2 separate regions of the Homo sapiens genome follow, and region 2 is linked to region 1. A link is a loop called in an ENCODE intact Hi-C map of the cell type or tissue named here. Cell type or tissue: heart right ventricle. All regions are shown on one strand. Each heading gives the region's core, and the rest is flanking DNA. Links, peaks and the distances in the headings are about the cores only.

Region 1 (6,044 bases), core at 1,424-5,423:
TCATAATCAAATGACCCTAAATCCCTCACTAACCTACCCCCGCCCTCACTAAACTTAATAATAAATGCTGGTATATCCAGCACATTGGCAGCATCGCAGGACCAGAAGGCGGTGACTCCCCTGGACCCAGCTTTCATTATCTTGCGTGTGTCTATTATTTCTCGACCTGCCGATCCACCTGGGAACAAAGAAAGAGCCCTGTTGCATTGCGGGCTGCTGGCCAGATCCTGCAATAGTTCAGGGTACTAGTAGATGATGGGGAAGGGAGAGAAGAGAAAACTGACACTCGTCCATGTCCCACTCTGTGCCAGGAACATATGATGTCCTTGTGTATCTCCATTCTCATTTACCCCCACAGGTACCTGTGAAGCAGGTAGCAGTACCTGCTTCTTTCAGAGTCTGAGGCTCAAAGAGGTCAAGTGGCTATCAACAGTGCATTCCAGAGAACTGCTAGTATTCAGTTCTCCAAGAGAACTCCAGGAGAGATTGAAAGAAAGTCCTAGACGCTGATTGGTGAGATCAAACTGAAATTGATCAAGACTTTTTCTCTACCAGCTCCTGGATGATATATGCTTAAGTTGGTGTTAGGTCAATATAGACCTTTCTTCAGGTCTGTAGCTCTGTTCAATCAAGTTTAAAATATTTGCAGTGGGAAGATGTGTGGGTGGGAAATAAAAGTTCTTTCAATTCTGAAGCAGGTTTTTAAAAATTTTCTGCAGGCATGTTGTGGTGATTAAGGACTAATGGTAGCTTTGGGTTTCAGTGTTAGGGTTATTATTGATGTCCAAAACATTCCTGATTGTAAAAAAAAAAAAAATACTATATCTATCTATCTATTTATAGTATTTCTGGACATGTTGGGCATAACTCCAGTTTTAAGGGGTTCTTTTGGCTAGCTCTGGCTTAGAGCACATGTGTTGCCAAGGCCTGCAAGAGAAAATTATTTTATTTTATTTATTTATTTGAGACCAAGTCTCACTCTATCACCCAGGCTGGAGTGCAGTGGCACGATCTCGCCTCACTGCAGCCTCCGCTTCCCAGGTTCAAGAGATCCTCTTGCCTCAGCCTCCTGAGTAGCTGGGACTACAGGCGTGCGCCACCACGCCTGGTTAATTTTTGTATTTTTAGTAGAGACAGGGTTTCACCATACTAGGCCCGGCTGGTCTCGAACTCCTGACTTCATGATCTGCCTACCTCGGCCTCCCAAAATGCTGGGATTACAGGCGTGAGCCACTGCGCCAAGCCAGGAGAAAAATGTTTAAAAGCTGTTAGAAATGTTAAGAAGGGGTTAAGGCACTTGTGGTGGTAAGGAACAAACTCTTTCAGGCTAGGTTAAATAGAGGGTTTTTATTTTAAAGAAATAGAGACTTCTCATAGGTTCCAGGGGCCAGAGGTATATTTAGGCCTCCCAGTGAAGGGGAAACAGGAAAACCATCAGGAGTCAAGGGAGCTACTCTATCTCTGATGTGTCAATTTGGCTCTGGTCTCTCCTTGTCTCTACAAGTATTTTCTCTCTCTCTCCCTCTTTCTCTCTCTTTCTCTCCCTCTCTCTCTCTCAACATAGCTATCCCCAAATGGCACCCTCAGTAACAGAAAATTATTTCCCAAAGAGATTAAGAGATCAACCAAGAACAAAGGCAGGGACTCCTGGCTTTCAGAAAAGATATTTTATTGCTTTTCCCTCTTCTAATATCTATATCCAAGAGAACAAAAATAAAGGGGTAGGAAAACTTCTGCTTGTTGGCATGACTTGCTTTGATGAAGGATGGAGCCTCTCCTGGGTGATAGGACCAGTTCGAATGGCTTTCAGACCCTTGCACACAGGGTCTGCTCACAGGATTCTGGTCGCTCTACTTTGGGTGAACTGTTTTAAGGTTTCAGAAACACACTTGAGTGTGATACAGCATTCAGACCCACAGTGGGGGTCATACCCTTTCCCTATGGATTGTCACCTCCCCACCCTTCTACACTCTGGGATTCCTGCCTTGACAGAGAGTTTTTATTTAGCATTAAATACCTTTTTTTTTTTTTCCTGGACACCATCTTAGATACCAAATTATGCTCAGCAATTTTAGCTAATATTCTTCTTTACCACATCTTGGACAGTTTGGACAGTTTCACAGATGTACATTTAGAATTTTTTTTTTAACACAGTCTCACTTTGCTGCCCAAGCTGAAGTGCAGTGGTGCAATCGCAGCTCATGGCAGCCTTGACCTCTGGGTTCAAATCGTCCTCCCACCTCAGCCTCCCAAGTAGCTGGGACTACAGGTGCGCATCACGATGCCCAGCTAATTTTTTAATTTTTTGTAGAGATGGGGGTCTCCCTATGTGGACAAGGCTGGCCTCAAACTCCTGGGCTCAATCAATCCTTCTGCCTCAGCCTTTCAGTGTTGGGATTACAGGCATGTGCCACTGTTCCCGGCCCTAGAATATTTTTTGACTGACAGAAAAATTAATAATTTTCAAGAAAAGATCAAAATAAAGTTGACTAGATCTCCAAAAAGTTGAGAAATGTCCCCCAAACCTCCAAGCTAACTAAAGAGAATCTCTGCCTCCATTTCCAACTTACCAGAGAAGACAATCTGACACTACTGGAGTCTGATTTCTCCCCTGAACCAGGGTCATACATACACTCTATTATAGCCCACCTGTGAGATGGTGACAATTCTCCAAAGGAGGATTACCCTAGGCATACAGACCAAAAGGCTTTAGAAGGAATTAAATTCCTGATAATAGCAAACAGTGATACGATCTCAAAGGAGTTTTGAAACCTCAAAGCAGAAATACCAAGGTGTGTAAGACAGGTCATATTGAGGCCAGAGTGAAAGACTTTTTTGTTCTTATTGTAAAATGGAATGTCCATGCTGGAATAAACAGTGAATACTCAGATTCAGCTGATATTTAATGGGGGAAAACTTCAACCTCATATGGTTTTATCTGTTCACTGACCTATGTTGTATTTTCAATTAAATTTCCTTGGGAAATATTAACTAGTTTATTCTATTGCTTAAACAAAGTGTTGTACATCCACAGAAATAGCAAAATATACTGCATCCTGTGTTAAATGATCTGAGGGTCAGGTAACAAAATCTGAAGAAAAGCCTAGCCCGGGGCCCCCTGCTGGTCCAGCAGACATCTGACATCCAAAAAGACAGTTGAGCAAATGATCTCTCTTCCCAGTTGGTGAATTCCCCACCTTGGGGGGCCTGGGGAGACAGAGCTGACAGCACCAGATACTCTCCTAGTGAAGACCTTCACATCCGTTTTTAGACCGACTTGAGAGCTACTGAGGAAAGAAATAGATGTGCAGCTCCTTGTTCTCTCTGGCAGTAGCAGGGGTCCCAGTTGCTGCAATATGGAACTGCTGGTGTGGATGTGGCAATAGCACAAATTGTGACATCTAGTGCCCCAGCCATGGCAACAGTTTCCTCACCAGATGATTTTTTAAAAACTGCTTTATTGTAGTATGATTCACATACTATAAAATTCACCCTTTTAAAGTGTACCATTCAATGGCTTTCAGTATATTTACAGAGTTGTGCAATCATCACCACAGATAATTTTAGAACATTTTCATCACCCCAAAAAGACACCCCATGCCCCTAAAGCATCACCCCTAATCCCTTCCACATCTCCCTTCCAGCTCTAGGCAAACACAAATCTACTCTGGGTCTCTACAGATTTGCCTATTCTGGGCATTTTATATAAATGAAACCATACAATATGTTTTCCTTTGTATCTGACTTATTTTACTTAGCATAAAGTTTTCAGGGTCCATTCATGTATCAGTACTTCATTCCTTTTTATGGCCAAATAATATTCCATTGTATGAATATAACCCTTTTTTTTGAGACAGGGTCTTGCTCTGTTGCCCAGGCTAGAGTGCAGTGGCCGATCATAGCTTGCCATAGCCTCAAACTTCTGGGCTTAAGCAACCCTCCCATCTCAGACTCCAGAATAGCTAGAACTATACCATGCTCAGCTAATTTTTAAATTTTTTTGTAAAAACAGGGTCTCGCCATGTTGCTCCGGGTGGAAATGATCCTCCTGCCTTGGCCTCCCAAAGTATTGGTTAGGATTACAGGTGTGAGCCACTGCACCCAGCCCACATTTTCTTTATCTCTTTTTATTGAGATGGAGTCTCGCTCTGTCACCCAGGCTGGAGTGCAGTCGCAAGATCTCAGCTCACTGCAAGCTTCACCTCCTGGGTTCATGCCATTCTCCTGCCTACAGGCGCCCGCCACCACGCCCCGCTAATTTTCTGTATTTTTAGTAGAGATGGAGTTTCACTGTGTTAGCCAGGATGGTCTCCATCTCCTGACCTCATGATCCACCCGCCTCGGCCTCCCAAAGTGCTGGGATTACAGGTGTGAGCCACCACGCCTGGCCTCTTTATCTCTTCATTAGTTAATGGACATTTGGGTTGTTTCCATTTATTGGCTATTATGAATAATGATGCTATGAATATTAATGTACAGATTTTTATGTGGGCAAATGTGTTCATTTCTCTCGAGTACATACCTAGGAGTGGAACTGCAGAGTCATATGGTAACTCTATGTTTAACTGTTTGAGAAACTGCCAGACTGTTTTCTAAAGTGGTTGTACAATTTTACATTCCTACCAGTGTTATATGAGGATTCTGATACTTCCGCATCCTCTCCCAACATCTGTCTTTGCCATCTTAGAAAGTGTGAAGTGGTATCTTATTGTGGTTTTGTGTGTGTGAGATTTTAATTTATTTTTATTGATATGTAATAGCTGTACATATTTTCTCAGTACATGTGATCATTTGAGACATTTTACAATCAAGTCAGGGTAATTAGGATATCCATTACCTTAAACATTTATTTTTTCTTTACCCTAGGAACATTTAATTTATTTTCTTCTAGATATTTTGAAATGTACAGTCAATTAATGTTAACTACAATCACCCTACTGATCTATCAAACACCAGGTATTATTTGTTCTAAGTGTATTTGTTTGTTTGTTTGTTTATTTGAGACAGAGTCTTGCTCTGGAGTGCAGTGGCGCAATCCCACTCACTACAACCTCTACCTGCTGGGTTCAAGTGATTCTCCTGTCTAAGTAGCTGGGACTATAGGCATGCACTACCACACTCGGCTAATTTTTTTTTTTTTTTTTTGTATTTTTAGTAGAGATGGGGTTTCACTATGCTGGCCAGGTTGGTCTTGAACTCCTGGCCTCAAGTGATCCGCTTGCCTCAGCCTCCCGAAGTCCTGGGATTACAGGTGTGAGCCACTGCGCCCAGCCCTAAGTGTATATTTGTACCCATTAATCAATCTCTCTTCATCCCTGCCTCCCTGCTACCCTTCCTGGCCTGTAGTAACCACCAATCTACTCTCTATCTTCATGAGATCTACTTTCTTAGCTCCCAATGACTGAGAACATGTGATATTTGTCTATCTGTGCTTGGCTTATTTCCCTTAACGTAATGATCTCCAGATCCATCCACATCTCTGCAAATGATAGAATTTCATTGCTTTTTATAGCCGAATAATATTCCATTGTGTCTATATATCCCATTTTCCTTATCCACTCATCCATTAATAGACACTTAGGCTTTGTTGTGGTTTTATTTGACATTTATCTGATGGATAATGATGTTGACCATCTTTTCATGTGCTCACTGGACATCTGTATATTTTCTTTAGAGAACTTCTATTCAGATCCTTTGCCTATTTTTAAATTGGGTTGTCTTTTTAAAATTGAGTTGAAATAATTCATCAGACCAGTTTTAAGGCATGGTTTGAGGGGCTGTTCCTGTTTAATGACTAGTTCTCCAACCTTCCCATGATTTATGAGCTACCAACCAATTTTCTGCTTAAATTGAGCAGTTTACTTCTATTGCAAATCAAAACTAACTGGCGAAGATTCTGGAACCCAAGGCAGCACCTCTCACCTACAGAAAATAACTTACGTAAGGCTTTCCTAGCAAACTGAAACCTGTTTGGTGGCAGTGTTGTCACTAAAGCCTGGGTTTCTGAATTCATGATTCTAAAGTGTTAAACTATGCAAACTCAG
Region 2 (6,044 bases), core at 931-4,930, 370 kb before region 1:
TCCTGGTCAAAGTCAGACTCACAGATGTCTCCCACTCCGTCGCCTGAGTGGGGTGGAGAAAGGACAGGAGCTCAATAGCGCTCACACCCACCGCCACTCCTTGGCAGGGAAGGGGGCTGCATGAGGAACAGAAGGGCTCAAGCTCCCACAACCAGGGCCATGATTTCCCATCAGTGTTGGGAGAGGAGCCCTGGGGACATGTCTGAGCTGGTGCCAGGCCCCATTCTGGAGTCCTTGTACTGGGTGACCAGGCCAGTCCTCCCAGAGTTTTTTGAAAGATCAATTTGAGCAGTTGCCCTCCACTCTGTCCTCAAGAAGTTCTTATTACCTACAGTTGAGTTCACCAACTGGTGGATCTTAAGCTTGACCTCACATAAGCAAATGTCTACAGCACTTTCTGGACTGTAATGTGTAGAAAACAGGGAAATTATTGTTACCAGAATATCTCTAACACTAACTTCTGGTGGCCCCCACGTGTGTGTTGTTCAGCTAACGTGCTGGCATTTTTGCATGTGCACTGCTGTGGATGGGCATGCCCTCTCCAGGTCACTTCAGTCCCCAACACTCCCTGCTGTCTCATGTCTGGCTTGGTGCAGACATTTTCTTATCTGCCTGGCACCTGCAGGCATCTGTGTTTGTGAACCCAGCATATACCACTTCTACTGTGCCATTCTCTCTATCCTGCTCCTTTTCTGGGACTCCCAGTGGAAGGTGGCAGGTGACAGGTAAGATGGTGGAGCAGCTCTCCAAGCCCTTTGGGGACTGAGCCACAGTGTGTGGCTGCTTCCCTGACCTGTGTGATGGCATCCTAGGGTTGTTCAGGAAGATGCAAAGCAGCTCAGTCCTGACTGAGTTGGAGACTGGTGTCTACCAGATATCTGCTGTCCACACAAGCTGCAGCTATGCAGAGAAGCTGGGTGTAGAGAAGCAGCTGATGGGAGCTGGGGATATTCTGAGTTGGTGCCTGGAGAGAGGCGTGCCCCCATGTGCCTGGCTGAAGGGAGCCCAGGGGTGCTGTGCAGCTCTGGGCTGAGCCTGCTTACTGTTGCTATCCTCCTGGGCTGGGTTGGGGACCAGCCGGCAGTTGTCTGGTCCAGGGGGCACCAGGTCTGGGATACCATCATTGTCATCATCATCATCACACTCGTCACCAATTCCATCCTTATCGGTGTCCAGCTGGGCACTGTTAATGACGGTGGGGCAGTTGTCTGTGCTGTCCTGGTGCCCATCTCCATCACTGCAGGAGAAAGGACAGGTGATGTGGCTCACAGTTCAGCAGGGAACAGGAAGGATCCATTTTTAGGAAGGAGAGTCTGTGCTTGAGGTTTTTTTTAAACCAGGGTTGGCTCTTAAAATCAAACCCACTGGGGTCATTCCCTTAGATAAGGCTGCCCTATGGGCCTCAGAGACAATTTTCCCATCCCCAACCTCTTAAAACAAGTGAGTCATTTCCTACTAAAGAAGATAAGGGTCTATTTCTATGATTTATGACCAGATGCTCCTATCAGTCAGTCCCTGGGAACTGCTAGATGATACTCAACTCAGAGGATGTGTGAGGGGAACAATGACAGGCAGTGGAACCAGACAGCCTCAGTGTAAATCCTGGCTCAGCCACTGTGCCCAGCGTGTGACCTCAGGCATGACACCTGACCTCTCTATGGCTCAGTGTCCTCATCTGTAAAATGAGAATAGTACCTACCTCATAGAGTTGTTATGGAGATTAAATGATGAAAATCAGAATGTTGCATATTAAATTTCAATATATGAAAAAGTGCTGACTCTTAGGAAGCCCTACAGTGTTTTCCGTTATATTACTCTTCACAATCCCTGGCTAGTGGATCCAATGAGGATTCAGACCTGAACGCCATGGGGAGAAGGGCAAAGTGAACAGGGCCACGCCTTCTCGAGGAGAGTGTGTAGGCCGGGCTCAGTGCTGGTCTAAAGGACTTCTCAGAACTCTCCTTCTCTGTCCACCTGACTTTCTGGGCTGAGGGGCCACCTGAAGATGAGTCTGCCCTGCCTCCAAGAGGTGTCCTGGAGTCTGAGACCTCTCATGGTTACTCTGGAAAAGAATGAGCACTCCTTTAGACCTGGTCCACCTGCGGCCTGTCCTGGGCCAGGAGCTGCCCCTGCACCCTTTTGGAGAGGGAAGCCAGGGACCAGACCATGCTCTAGGGCCACACCTACCACATGGTACAGGGGGACAGAAAGGGTCCAGTGAAAGTGAAGTCAGCCTTGACAAGCAGAAAATGATGTGGCTCAAACAGCAGAATCCCTGTGCATGCAGCAGGTCTGCTTTATAAAACACAAGACTGAGCTATTTCCATTAGCAGCCGTTCTATGTAGCCCTGAACATTTTTATGCAAAAACAAGCAGTTCCTATCCTCTTCTCCAAGGTTCAACTTTGTGGGAATTAAAACATAGCAGAATGAGTCATTTGTTTTGGGCAAATATCTAGAGGCTGGTGGGACAGGATATTTTAGAAATTAATGTAGATAGTAGTCAGAGTGCAAGATGACCTGCACCAGGGAACATTCTTGACGCACATCATTTAGGGCAGTTGTCAGGATACAGTCCCACCTTCCTCTCGGAAGAGGAGAGGGACATCTGATGTCAGGCTCTGTTGCTGATGTGCCTTTCCTTGTACTGTGATACCAATAATAACACGGCCCCTGTTTTCTGCATGTCACCCTTGGGCCAGCACTGTGCCGGGAGCTTTACCTACATTATCTTGATTTTTCACCATAACCTGTGCGATGCATTTATTTATCTCCTCTTTGCAGATGAAGAAGTTGAGATGTGAAGAGACTGGGAAATATGTTTAAGTTCACTTAGCTAGTACAGTCAGGCCTCTGTATCCGCGGTTCCGTATCCGCAGATTCAACCAACTGAGGATTGAAAAGATTTGAAAAAGAACAATAAAAAATAACACCAAAAAAATACAAATAAGAAACCAATGCAGTATAATAACTATTTACCTAGCATTTACATTGTATTAGGTATTAAGTAATCTAGAGAGGATTTTTAAAGCATATAGGAGGACAGGTATAGGTTATATGCAGATATTACATCATTTTATATAAGGGACTTGAGTATTTGAGGATTTTGGTATCCTGGGGGCAGAGGGGTATCCTGGGACCAATACCCTGGGACACTGAGGGATGACTATATGTACTTTGCAGCAAGGACACAGAGCATAATGAAAGAGATGCACACTTTGGGAGGATGAGGCAGGTGGATCACTTGAGGCCAGGAGTTCGAGACCAGCCTGGCCAACATGGTGAAACTCTGTCTCTACTAAAAATACAAAAATTAGCCAGCATGGTGGCACACACCTGTAATCCCAGGTACGTGGGAGTCTGAGGCATGAGAATTGCTTGAACCCAGGAGGTGGAGGTTGCAGTGAGCCGAGATCACGCCAGCCTGGGTGACAGAGCAAGACTCCATCTCAAAAAAAAAAAAAAAGAGAGAGAGAGCTGTGGCTTCATAGGAGCTGTCCTTGAGTAAGGTTTGGGTCAGGAACTGGTTTTCTGCAGGGCAACCTCTGATCCAGGTATCAGGAGAGAAATTGCATCTTTTTTTGCTTTCTCTTTTAGAATCCTTTCCCTCTCATCCTTGTCCTGGCTGCCTTTGTAAGAATTCCCTATGGAGACAAAAGGGTTTAGAACCTTGGGTTGCAGGTGCCGCTAGGGCTGAGTGACACACGTCTGTTTTTGGTGATGTTCTTCCAGAATCTGATCAGTTGATCCAGCCTTGAGTCTTAATGTGGGACTCCATCGTGTTGAGCTAGGAGGGTTCACAAAACTCACTTCCACAGAACAATTCCACTTAAATAAGGAAAACTGAATTAAAAAAATTTCAAGGACCAGGAAATAATAGCAATCCCTCAGCAAACTGACAGCCTTCTATTTTGGGATGATGGTGAAGTTTTCCTGAGCTGAAAGAATATAAAAATAAAAGAGCTAATGTCTATTGAGTGCTATGTATATAACAGAAACCATAATGAGCACTTTCCATGGATCAACTCAATCTTCACGATGGTCCTATGAGCTAGATCTATTGTCATCCTCATTTTACAGATGAGAAAATTGAGGCAAAAGTATTAGGTAATTTGCCTAAGGTTAGCTGGCATGTAAGAGAAGGAGCTGAAATTTATATCTAGCTGTCTTATTCCAGAGCCCATCTGTGAAGCATGATGCTATATTACCTCTCCTGAAATAGATCTCACTTGCTGGAGTGCCTAGTAACCTATTCTGACACCGTTATACCCTATACAGAACTTTCAGGGAGAATTTTCATGGTAATTCTGACCAGAGGCAGGGCTATTATCCCACCAGCAGCTCAGTCCACCCAGAAAGATCCCAAGGAATGGAGCAGCAGGAAGTTCTGAAATTTAAAACCCTCTCCGGGCTGGGCACAGTGGCTCACGCCTGTAATCCCAGCACTTTGGGAGGCCGAGGCGGGCAGATCACAAGGTCAGGAGATCGAGACCATCCTGGCTAACATGGTGAAACCCCGTCTCTACTGAAAATACAAAAAAATTAGCCAGGCATGGTAGCGGGCGCCTGTAGTCCCAGCTACTTGGGAGGCTGAGGCAGAAGAATGGCATAAACCTGGGAATCGGAGCTTGCAGTGAGCCGAGATTGCACCACTGTACTCCAGCCTGGGTGATAGAGTGAGACTCCGCCTCAAAAAAAAAAACAAACCAAAAACCCTCTCCGGATGTTTGCATCTGTCTCTCTGCAGTTGGGAGACATGCCATACCTGTCCTGATTGGTGTCACAGGAGTCCCCAACCAGATCATTATCCACATCAGACTGCAAAGAGAACAGCACATGTTATTTATTCCTGGGCCTGCATGTACCGAATGTTCCAGAGAAGGCAGACCTCACCCATCATCATTGGATTTGGGGAATTATTTCTCTGGAACCGGGGTGGTGCAAAACTGCAAAAGGACAACACCATATTGGTGTAGGCACAATGCTGAATTTTCAAAAAAGCCTTCTAAAATATCAAGCTACATGGATGGGCTGCCCACACACCAGATGAGCTGATTGGAAAGGGGCGCTGGGGTAGCATGGTGGCAGGTGGAGGCATGGAACTCTGGCACGGGTCACAGGGAGCCAGCCATAGGCATGGGGAGAAGGCAGGTTGATTTTGCTTTGCTTCTGCAATTTGCAATTTGGCCAAAATCATGAGTGAGTCACAGAGGGCAACCATGACTCCCCTCTCTCAGGGCTTTAAAAATAAATGACACATCATACCCAATTATCCAGACAGGGAGGAGGAGTGAGAAGGGAGATGCAACACATCCCTGGCTGAACTTAATCTGAAATGTCCATACATAGGCTGTGTAGGGGTTTAGGGACTAAAGGGACACAAGGCTCCCAATGGTTAATTTCCATGCTCCGTTTTCCTTTCTGCAGGAAAAATACTTGTATTGAGCATCATGAAGTTCGTGTTACTAACCTCACAGGCAATCGACAGCCTGGGAGATAGTCCCTAGGGCTTCAGATCTTGTGTGGTGTTCATCCCACCATCTTCAGGCCCACAGTGTGTCATTTTTCCACCTCTGCTTTGTTAGGTAAGTGGCAACAGCTAAGAGGCTCTGCTGTTTTTCTAGACACCCGTCTTAAATGAGTCTTTGCATAGAGGAATTCAGCCTGGAGTTTGAATTCCCCAGTATCCTACTAACCTGGTTAGGGTTGCTGACATCAGGACAACTGTCACAGGCATCCCCCACACCATCACCATCCTTGTCCCGTTGGTCACGATTGGGAAATTTTGGGCAGTTGTCCAGAATGTTTTTTATTCCTGTGAGAAAGAAATGCTACCTTGAGTCAGGGGAATGTCACTGACTTCTTCTAGGTGCTGGAGAGATCAGGCGCATGGTGAGTCACTTCTGCCTGGGCCAGTGTCACACAGAGACTACCCTTTTCTGCAGTTATCCAGAGGTAGCTTCAAAGGACGGATTCTGGGAGACTTAAAAATGAACAGCTCTCAGAGGTATTTATCGACTGAATTCTAATTTGTCCAAGATGTCA

What was found. Hi-C counts contacts between places; a loop is a spot of excess contacts. Peaks named below come from ENCODE experiments on the same cell type or tissue, not always from the same donor. Only the 100,000 strongest peaks of a DNase experiment are listed, where the experiment ranks them.
Region 2: it touches region 1 in a loop (2.7-fold over the local background); 25 of 110 quality-filtered maps call a loop at or near these places.

The regions. Positions count from the first base shown.
Region 1 is chr5:79,700,192-79,706,235 of GRCh38, reverse strand. All of the region lies in intron 1 of CMYA5 (cardiomyopathy associated 5), which reads right to left. Among named protein-coding and RNA genes, the nearest start is that of CMYA5, 13 kb to the right of the region's middle. In heart right ventricle, for the core only: CTCF peaks have their summits at 2,925 and 3,127 (motif pointing left); no DNase peak of the experiment used is centred there; H3K27ac peaks cover 3,813 bases.
Region 2 is chr5:80,072,048-80,078,091 of GRCh38, reverse strand. THBS4 (thrombospondin 4) reads right to left here. Exons shown (of 22, transcript NM_003248.6): 14 at 5,696-5,814; 15 at 4,765-4,817; 16 at 1,044-1,237; 17 at 1-43. THBS4-AS1 (THBS4 antisense RNA 1) reads left to right here. Exons shown (of 8, transcript NR_109930.1): 4 at 5,427-5,584; 5 at 5,869-6,006. Among named protein-coding and RNA genes, the nearest start is that of THBS4-AS1, 8.6 kb to the left of the region's middle. In heart right ventricle, for the core only: no CTCF peak of the experiment used is centred there; no DNase peak of the experiment used is centred there.